2 separate regions of the Homo sapiens genome follow, and region 1 is linked to region 2. Evidence: chromatin loops called from intact Hi-C (ENCODE). Cell type or tissue: PC-3. All regions are shown on one strand. Each heading gives the region's core, and the rest is flanking DNA. Links, peaks and the distances in the headings are about the cores only.

Region 1 (5,381 bases), core at 306-5,305, 51 kb before region 2:
AGTTTTACACTGCCGGGGTCATCAGAAAGGAAAGGAAAGGGAAATACAAGGGAGCCACCAAGTTGATATTGAAGTCAAAAGAGCCACAAGGCTGGACCCTCCATTAGAAATGCTTATAGGAGGACCCCTAGTATGGGGTAATCCCCTCCGGGAAGCCAAGCCCCAGTACTCAGCAGGAGAAATAGAATAGGGAACTTCATGAGGACATACTTCCCTCCCCTCCAGATGGCTAGCCACCAATAAAGGAAAAATACTTTTGCCTGCAGCTAACCAATAGAAATTACTTAAAACCCTTCATCAAACCTTCCACTTAGGCATTGATAGCACCCATGAGATGGCCAAATTATTATTTACTGGACCAGGCCTTTTCAAAACTATCAAGCAGATAGTCAGGGCCTGTAAAGTCTGCCAAAGAAATAATCCCCTGCACTGCAGGCCATACATTTCAATCCCTGTATCTTTAACCTCCTTCTTAAATTTGTCTCTTCCAGAATCAAAGCTGTAAAATTACAAATAGTTCTTCAAATGGAGCCACAGATGCAGTCCATGACTAAGATCCACCACAGACCCCTGGACCAGCCTGCTAGCCCACGCTCCAATGTTAATGACATCGAAGGCACCCCCTCCTGAGGAAATCTCAACTGCACAACCCCTACTACGCCCCAATTCAGCAGAAAGCAGTTAGAGTGGTCATCAGCCAACCTCCCCAACAGCACTTGGGTTTTCCTGTTGAGAGGCGGGACTGAGAGACAGGACTAGCTGGATTTCCTAGACTGACTAACAATCCCTAAGCCTAGCTGGGAAGGTGACTGCTTCCACCTTTAAACACGGGACTTGCAACTTAGCTCACACCTGACCAATCAGGTAGGAAAGAGAGCTCACTAAAATGCTAATTAGGCTAAAACAGGAGGTAAAGAAACAGCCAATCATCTATCACCTGAGAACACAATGGGAGGGACAATGATCAGGATATAAACCCAGGTATTCGAGCTGGCAACGGCTACCCTCTTTGGGTCCCCTCCCTTTGTATGGGAGCTCTGTTTTTACTCTATTTCACTCTATTAAATCTTGCAACTGCACTCTTCTGGTCCATGTTTGTTACGGCTGGAGCTGAGCTTTCGCTCACCATCCACCACTGCTGTTTGCTGCCGTCGCAGACCTGCCGCTGACTTCCATCCCTCCAGATCCGGCAGGGTGTCTGCTGTGCTCCTGATCCAGTGAGGCACCCGTTGCTACTCCCGATCGGGCTAAAGGCTTGCCATTGTTCCTGCATGGCTAAGTGCCTGGGTTCATCCTAATCGAGCTGAACAGTAGTCACTGGGTTCCACAGTTCTCTTCCATGACCCATGGCTTCTAATAGAGCTATAACACTCACCACATGGCCCAAGATTCCATTCCTTGGAATCCGTGAGGCCAAGAACCCCAGGTCAGAGAACACGAGGCTTACCACCATCTTGGAAGTGGCCCACCGCCATTTTGGAAGTGGCTTGCCACCATCTTAGGAGCTCTGGGAGCAAGGAACCCCTGGTAACAAAACCTGATGTTTGTTCTCTACTAAGGAATAAAACAGGCATACATGTGAGATAACTATAAAGAGTCAGGACATGATAGAGGTCTGCACACTATATCAGAAGCCCTGTTTCCAGCTCTGTGGCTGCAGCATCGCACAACTCCAGTGCTCTGCCTGAGGCTGGCTGTGCATGCAGAGCTGAGCCCTAGGTTTTGGCAGGACAAGACATGTTTTATTCAGGGAGATGAGAAGGCCTGTCAACATGTACTGCCCCACCTGCTGCGGCCAACTGTGGCCTCCATCTTCCCCAGTAGGCAGGGATGGACTGAGGGAGGAAAGACACCTGGGGCACATCTGAAAGATGCTTTGGGCCGGGGACAAAAAAGAAGTGATAGAAACCAGGCTGTGCTTTTTATTGCTGTCAGGACAATTTTCTTAAGACATGGGGGTTTCTTTTTTTTTTCTTTTTTTTTTTTTGAGACGGAGTCTCACACTGTCGCCCAGGCTGCAGTGCAGTGGCGTGATCTCAGCTAACTGCAAGCTCCACCTCCTGGGTTCACGCCATTCTCCTGGCTTAGCCTCCTGAGTAGCTGGGACTACAGGCGCCCACCACCATGCCCGGCTAATTTTTTGTATTTTTTAGTAGAGATGGGGTTTCACTGTGTTAGCCAGGATGGTCTCGATCTCCTGACCTCATGATCCGCCAACCTCAGCCTCCCAAAGTGCTGGGATTACAGGCATGAGCCACCGCGCCCGGACAGGACATGGGGGTTTCTAAACAAGGCTCTTCAGTATCAGCTCATTGTGAGTCACAGATCAGATCTGCCCAGTTCTCTTTTGCTGTTGACATTGTTGTTTCCTCTGCAGGATTCAGCAGTACTGAAAGGGTTATTCAGTCCCAACATGGGATCTTTACACAAGAAGGGGAGCTTGTGAAATGCAAGTACTTTGCAAATAGCTCAACTTATTTTCTTTCTTGTTTTGGGCAGCATTCCAGTGAGGAAATATTTCACCTGATTTCTCAGAGTTTAGGAGCATCCAGGAACGCAAGGAATAAAAAATGTTCTGTGAACCTGCAAATAGCTGCCAACACTGTCATTCTCACCATTTCAGTTATGAGACCAAAAGACTCAGGAAACAGTTTCTGTGCACTCAAGACATCTACAGTAAGAGGAACAATAAAAGTTGTAGTTAAAAAAAACAAAAAACAAAATACTCAGAGCTTGTACCCCAGACTCATCTGCCACAGGGACTGGGAGAGATCCACGGGCCCTAAACTGAAAAAATGTGAGCCTGTGGACAGCATTCATGAAGTATGGACAGGAAACAGGTAACTGTTGCAAGAAAAACCCTCTCAAACTGCATTCATTGAGCAGTGCTTTCAATCCACAGTCCTTAAATTGACTTTCTCCTTCAAATTTTAGCAGGTAACAAAACAGTACTTTATTTTAATCTAATTATTTTTCTTTTTTCTTTAACTTTTTATTTGATATATTTCAAAATATAAAATAATACTGCTTATTGTAATAGATGAAGTAATAAAAAGTTTTATAAAGAAAAAGTTAATTCTCACTCATCTGCTCCCTACTGAAGTAAATAATATTAATAACCTGATAAGTGTCCTTTCCCACTATTCTTTCTGCTTATATAAATATAGGCAAAAATCCCTCCTAGTGGAACAAATCTGCTTGGGGTTTTTTTTGTTTTGTTTTGGTTTGGTTTTCTGAGCCGGAGTCTCGCTCTGTTGCCCAGGCTGGAGCGCAGTGGCATGATCTCGGCTCACTGCAACCTCTGCCTCCTGGGTTCCCACCATTCTCCTGCCTCAGCCTCCCAAGTAGCTGGGACTACAGGTGCCCGTCACCACGCTCAGCTAATTTTTTGTAGTTTTAATAGAGACGGGGTTTCACCTTGTTAGCCAGGATGGTCTTGATCTCCTGACCTCGTGATCCGCCCGCCTTGGCCTCCCAAAGTGCTGGGATTACAGGCGTGAGCCACCACTCCCGGCCACAAATCTGTTAATAAATGTGTGACCAATTGGAATTTTTCCTCTGAATCGCCTTTTACATCTTTGTCCATTTTTCTTTTAGGTTATATATTTCTCACTTAAAAATGCATGCTAGAGATGTCAAAAATTTTTTTTATTTCTCCAGTCTATTGTTTGTCTTCTGATTTTGTTTATAGCACGTAGCATGGTATCCTTTGCCTCTAAATATACTCTAAACTGTATATAGTTAAATATGCCTGTCTTCTTTATATCTTCTGCATTTCTACCATACTTAAAAATAGTACAGGTTTATATAAATATTCCCAGATTCTTAGACAACAGTTTTATCATTTTGCTTTTTACAATAAAATCTTTCAACCATCTGGAAACTGTTTTTATATATGAAATCTATTTTCCACTATTGAAATGTCTTTGTCATATTTTATGTTTCTTAAACATAATCAAATTATATACATCCATATTAAGAACTTTACCAGTATCCAAACATTACAGAATAATGTAAGAATCACAGTGGAACTGGGTGCTGGTGAAAATAATCACTGAATTCTCCAGTGCCAGTTTGAAAGGAGAAATTATTAGCCATTCCACTGGGGTGAGAAAGGCCAATGAGTTTGACTGATGTTAACCAAAGAGAGATTAAAGGATGGACTAAAAGTATAAAGGGGTGACATCTTGGGGAAATGCAAGTCTTGTGCAGAGAGAGGAAGATGTTTAACTTATCCTACTCAACTCCTTTCCTATATGACCGGAGGTGCCTAGTCCAGCTTCCACCCACTCCACTAAGTTGAGGAATAGCTATCATCACATGTCTGGAAGATAATCAGCTTCTGAACTGGCAGAGCGTCTCTGGTTCTTGTGGCAAAGACATAAAATGTGGGAGAAAGTAGAGAAAAAGAAAGTGTGGTAGCCTGCATTCCCACCTTTTATTGAGGCAATTTTTCATGTACTAGTGGTTTTAATGAATCTGTATAGGTCTGAACCAACTTGAACCTGAACCTACCCTGCCTCCAAACAGCTGTCACTTAGGGGAAGGCTCTAGCACAGGAGGCTGTGGATTGACCCATGTGTGAACTGGAGGAGGAGGAGGAGGTTGAGCTTGAGAACGATCACCACTCCAGGAAATCACGCAGATGAAGGGCCCTGTAGCCCCCTGAAGAAAACACTAGCACACCGTTGTGAGAAAGCACACATTTGGATTTCTGCCACCAAGAGGGAATCCATGGCCAGGAAGAGATAAGAACCAACAGGAAGGAGAAGGAACCTCTCCATCAGAACCCTGAGAAATTCACATAAGGAAACAGCATCTGAGCAACCAAGAAGACAAGGCCCCTCAGCCCAGGAGAGGCTGAAAAGAGAGTCCTTTATTTCTCCCACCACTCTGCCCAACAGCTGAGGGTTGACATGGGGTGAAGTCTGAAAGAATAGCACATCTACCTGTCAGTGGAGCTCCCAGAGTCTTCCTGCTGGGTGTGGGTGGAGGGTAGAGCTTTGACTCTAAAATACTAATTAAGTTCAAAATGAATACACACATAGTTGGAACAAAACTGCTTTAGTAACTAAAAGAGAAAGGATAACCTGTTTCCCAGTGGAAAAGAGATGATTGATAAGTGAAAAAAAAATGAAAACAATTTCACACTCACATTTATCTCATGACTTGAAATGCTCTAGTCAGCACAGTAATATCTGGATCTCTTTGGGTATTTTCTATTAAATGTTCCGCTTATTGGCTTAATCCTTCACTTATATCATATTGTTTTGTTTAGAGTAGTTTAGAGTAAGTTTTTATGTCATAAAAAAACTGATCTTAATATTCCTTTTCAAGAATGCAGTTGAAAGTTCCTAGATATTTGTTCTCTCTTATGCATT
Region 2 (5,381 bases), core at 270-5,269:
TTCCATGGGGACAAGAGAGAAGAAATCGTTTTGCTGCTCAGATCCTAGGATTGAGTGACATAGGAATGGAGGGCCCAAAAATTTGAGTAAAATTCCTAGACTTGGTTTCTGAAACTATCCTGACTCTAAGATTAAGCAACTTCTCTTCTTAAATTTCTTCTTATAAATCTCTCCTTGGGGAACGTTCCTGGGTGGATAAAACCTATGGAAGAGGGGAAACAGAGTTGTGGAGATTAAAGTTAAAATAAAAAAAAGTCTTTTTGTTTTGTTTTGTTTAATCCTATTTTCTCATTATTTATCTGAGGTAATCAAGATCCAGAGAAGTCCCTCCCTTGCCCTACATGGGATAGCAGGGGGTTCCGCAAGGATTCTGTCCTCGCACTGACTCCCACTCCCAGTCTGTGTCTGCTTTTCATACCAAACACTAAATATGTTATTAAACAGGAGAATAAAAGTTGTGAATATCACCCTGGCCTAGACAGAAACACACAATATATACAATACCATACTATAACAGATATTCTACTAGATATGAGAGAGCCAATACAGGCTAATGAAGAAACAAGAGGAAAAGATGAAAAAAATGACATCTAGAGGTATTCGTAAAATAAAAATCTAATAGGTAAGTAGGCATGAGTTAATCTGATCTTTCCTCTACCCCAAATTATTTTTCTGCCCCACCGTCTAGGCTAGAATGTCTACTTCCTGCTTCTGTGCCTATAGTCATCTTAGTCTTTGTCTAAGAACTTGGTCAAACCAGAACCTTTAGGTATTGTGACTCCATCAGTTAATCCCTATGGATATTTTGCTTCTTAGTAACATTCTGGGATAACATTTGTAGACTGCTTTGGTTATTAACAAAACCAACAACATGGAGCTTTAATGCACTCTCTAACTTGAGTTCTTTGTCTTGTCTCTTTTACAGCTGCGTTTTCTCTGTGACACCAGGAATCAGCATTTCCATTCAAATACAGCAAACTTTAAACCGCTTTTTGACAGGAGGAAACACTTTCTGCCTAATGAAGGGGATGAAGCAGGTAACCCAGAGAGTATCTGCCACACAGGCCTCCTCTACAGTAGCTCAGAATTGCACTGTTTGATTATTTCTTACACGTGGCATCTGCAAATTCAGAAAGGTGAGTGATGTCAGATCTAAAGGTCCCTTCTTCCATCTTGGTTCATTCAAATTCAGGTCTAAGAGGAAACATTGAAGAAGCTATCTGAATTTCAACAGGACTGATTACTTTCCACCAAAGGCTGTAGGAGACACAGATTTAAAGAGTGACTAGGGGGTTAAACATAAACATATATTGACAGTAATTCCTGCATTGTCATCAAAGTGTGCTCATGTTTGTAGGCCAACTCTTAGTGGTATTCAGACATTGGAAAACTGTAAAACCTTCATGCATTTTTAAGATGACTTCTAAAATATTTTATTATTAGTTTAAATGTTTAAATAGCTACAAAGGTTGTAAATTCCACTGTAATATAAACATTGACATTTTCAAATAAAACTCAGAATAGCTTTTAAACATATCCAGTGAAACCTTAATACCAAAGTGATTTGATACCCATCAACACCCAGTTAAAATTCACAACAAGCTCTTCATTGACAATTGAAGACCTTATATTGCTCTTTTCTTTCCTTGGAATCATATTTCCATTCAACTTCTCCTGCAGAACTTAATTTTAGTATATTTTTGTTTAAAGGCTTTTGTTGATCACCCAAAATGCCTGCAACAAAATCACGTAAAAAATTGAAATTGCTTTTAAATTTTCTCTGACCATACTGCTCTAATTGCTAAAAATTATCTTTCTAGATTGAGTTATAAATATAATTATTGTTGATGTACCTTTTATTAAAACAACAAAAATATATTTCAATTTTAGTTTTAAACTTACAGGCGAAAATTTTTTGGAAATGCATTTCTTAAGAAAATCACTGGGGTCGGCCCGGCGCAGTGGCTCATGCCTGTAATCCCAGCACTTTGGGAGGCCAAGGCGGGTGGATCACGAGGTCGGGCGATTGAGACCATCCTGGCTAACACGGTGAAACCCCGTCTCTACTAAAAATACAAAAAATTAGTCGAGCGTGGTTGCACGCGCCTGTATTCCCAGCTACTCGGGAAGCTGAGGCAGGAGAACGGCGTGAACCTGGGAGGCGGAGCTTGCAGTGAGCCATGATCGCGCCACTGCACTCTGGCCTGGGCGACAGAGCGAGACACTGTCTCAAAAAAAAAAAAAAAAAAGAAAGTGACTGGGGTCATATTTACGGTTAATTAAAGGAGGCTTCCTTGACACCAATAAATTGTCCCTTTGTTTAATGTTCCAGGGGTGTTTAAACTGCAGGGCAATGCTGCAAAAGGAGATTCCGTCTTGAATAAGGTTGGGGAAGAGCAATTATGAAATTTGAGACGGGAAACAAGAACCACAGTCAAGCTCTTGAACAGATCACTTTTAGGAAAGGTTACATACAGAAGTTGAAGATCTGGAAATTGATTCCCTTAAAATACATAACTGTTGCCTAGTTTGAAAAATCACTGCATTAGATTGCTCTCCACATTACTGATTTCATTCTCAGCCAGACTTCATGAAGTGGTGAGGTTTGAGGAAAATCAGCAAGAGATTTTAATGACAGAGCCTTGAGTTTCAGTAAACCTGATAAATTTCCTAAAACTTATTTGACATTTCTGGCTTGAAAGAATAGCTCCTGATGAATTAGAAAATTATGGGAGATTGAGTTCTTGCATGACACAAAGTCATTTAAACATATATCTTTATCTTGGGAAAGACAGTTTAAATGTCATGGCCATTTATTAATAATATTGTGAAAAAAAGTTATCCCAATCCTGGAAAAAAGAAAAATGATGATTGCTAGTCTTTTTTTTTCTCTATCTGCAAGAGCATTTTCAAGTAAGCAATTATCTGGCATTCTTGGGGATCGTAACTTTGTTGTCAGAGCATATTTACCTAGCAATCCATAACTGAGAAAAGGCTCACATAGTTTACATTCCTGTGGGTTGGAGGTTAACCTACAGAAATGGAAGAGTTTTGCGTTCATAGCCTGGAAAAAAAAATTAACCCCAGATTATCGTGTCAACCCTAATAGCATTTTATTTTGCTATCTATATAGTTGTATCTTTTTCCTGTAAACATTTGTGGAATTAGCTTTTTTTAGTTAATGATTAAGAATAGTAACAAAATGTGAACCCAGGCTCACTCCCTATTTGTATTAGTATTTTGTTTTTTAGCACATTTAAGGCCATCCTGGCACTAAATCAGAAAACTACTTCCTGATACCTAAACTATAAAATCCTGGTTTCATATACATCTGAATTAGGCAAAAACATAGCTGGCTATTATTTATTTAATTTGATGTCTTAACATGTAAAGATTTTCTTTTCAGAAGAAATCTAATGGACCAGATGTCCTGAAACACTCTTAATTATTTTTCAGTAGTACGAACATAGCCATGAAGGCAAAGGAAGGTAGATGATCAATTCATGTTAAGAGTTTCAAATTCCATGGACTAATTTATATCTTTCTCCACAGCCACCTGGCACATTCTGCCTTTGAACAGATGCTTTACAAAAACATAATCTGTGGACATGGAGATCTTGCATAAAGCAAATTCTCTCTGATCCACAGCTTCACTGAGGGGTTTCAGTTTTCTAGGCCAGAGTGACTGCTGGAGATGAAGAGATTCTATCAAACGTCAGTGTAAAATTGTCTCTTACTTAAAATGCCCTCATTGATCTTATCCTGATACCCTTACTACAGAAGTTTATCATGACTCATCTAGGAGATACCAGAGAGTTCACTAGCCAATTCAAGAGCATGACTTCTCAAAATTCTCCATGTTTTCCTCTTTCCTTCCTAGCTAATCCCACTTTCTCCTGCCTTTGAAGGCTATAGCTTCTCTGCCAATTTCTTGAATTATGGGGTTCCTAAGCCCTCTTCTATGTTATCCACAGATTCTAGGCAATCTTACTGGCTCCTGAGCCTCGAATACCATTTAACTGCTCTAGACTGACAAACCTGTATCTCTAGCCAAGACTCTCCTTGGCACAGACACACTATTGGGCTCCCTATCTCATCACCCCATAGGTCCACCTTCTCTGTGTCCCCATCCTAGTAAACGAAGCCATCAGTGCCTCCAACATGTTCTCTTCAGTCTAGCCAGAGTTATTATTTAAAAATACAAGTGCAATCTGTTTGCTCTCTTGCTTAAAACTAATCAGTGACTTCCAGTTTCCCAAAGGATGGAATCCCAAATCATTACTAAGGCTCACAAAGCCTTTCTTTCTCTAGCTTATTGCTCTGGTTTCATCTTTCATCTTTATTCTTCACCCATCTTGCACTCTGTGCTTAATATCTCCTGTTTGCTTCCAGGTCCTCTCTCCATCCTTCCACACCCTGCTTTGTGCCCCAGGTGACTGACCTATAGGGATTATACCAATAAGCTATCTTGTCTTTTGGTTTCCAGTAGGTTTTTGCCCAAGGGCAGTACCCACAGAGAACAGAAAAAATGAGGAAAGTAAGGTCAGGCTATATATTCCCCCAACTTCCTCCCTTCCCACATACTGACATTAACCCACAATCAGCTCCTTACGGTGGCCTCTCCAAATAGCCTGTCTTTCTCCAGGTTTTGGTAATCACTCCCTCCTTTCCATTCAAGGCCTGGAGTGATGCTAGTCCCAGGTTGTAGCACTATCTCTTATATGTTCCCTGCTCACTGCTTGTATTTTTATAACTAGTGTCATGTTTCTCAAATTACACAATTTCAGTATGCCATAAGTTTCCTACCAGAACCCAGATTGATACTGTCTGCTTTCAAATCCTAAAAGGTGTCAACTATGGCTTAAATGTTCCTTATTTCGGGAGGCCTTTTCTAGCCGTCTTGACTTGGATGTAACCGCCTGCTAAACCTCCTACAGCACCCTGTCCATCTCCTGACAGAACATCCTTCACACTTAGCAGCAATCATTGAATGAGTATTAGTGTCGCCTTCTCTAAACAACAAACAAACTGTGTCAGAAAAATATAAAGCAAAATTTGTAGGAAATATAAAAATAACTTGATAACATATTCATTATGGGACACCTTAATATCTTTTTCTCAGAGAGAGAAAGAGAGAGAGGATGATGGAAAAAACTTTATATTAAACATATAGCTACAGAATATTTACAAAAAAATGAGCATATAATATGACTCAAAAAATGGGAATCATATAAGCCACATTGTCTGAACCTAATGCAATAAAGCTAGAAACTAATAATTAAAAGATAGCAAATAAATGAGTAGAAAGAGAACCACTTATAATATTCTAAAACATTTTCAGGTCAAAGAACTAAGAGTTAAAATTACACGTCACTAAAAAT

Evidence for each region. A loop is a pair of places that touch in the nucleus more often than their neighbours do. Peaks named below come from ENCODE experiments on the same cell type or tissue, not always from the same donor. Only the 100,000 strongest peaks of a DNase experiment are listed, where the experiment ranks them.
Region 1: a loop joins it to region 2, with 5 times the contacts of the local background. A loop is called at or near these places in 2 of 110 quality-filtered maps.

The regions. Positions count from the first base shown.
Region 1 is chr14:22,242,654-22,248,034 of GRCh38, forward strand. It overlaps TRA. Among named protein-coding and RNA genes, the nearest start is that of TRD-AS1, 240 kb to the right of the region's middle. In PC-3, for the core only: no CTCF peak of the experiment used is centred there; a DNase peak (open chromatin) is centred at 2,368; H3K27ac peaks cover 545 bases.
Region 2 is chr14:22,293,913-22,299,293 of GRCh38, forward strand. It overlaps TRA. Among named protein-coding and RNA genes, the nearest start is that of TRD-AS1, 190 kb to the right of the region's middle. In PC-3, for the core only: no CTCF peak of the experiment used is centred there; a DNase peak (open chromatin) is centred at 2,989; H3K4me3 peaks cover 1,352 bases; H3K27ac peaks cover 736 bases.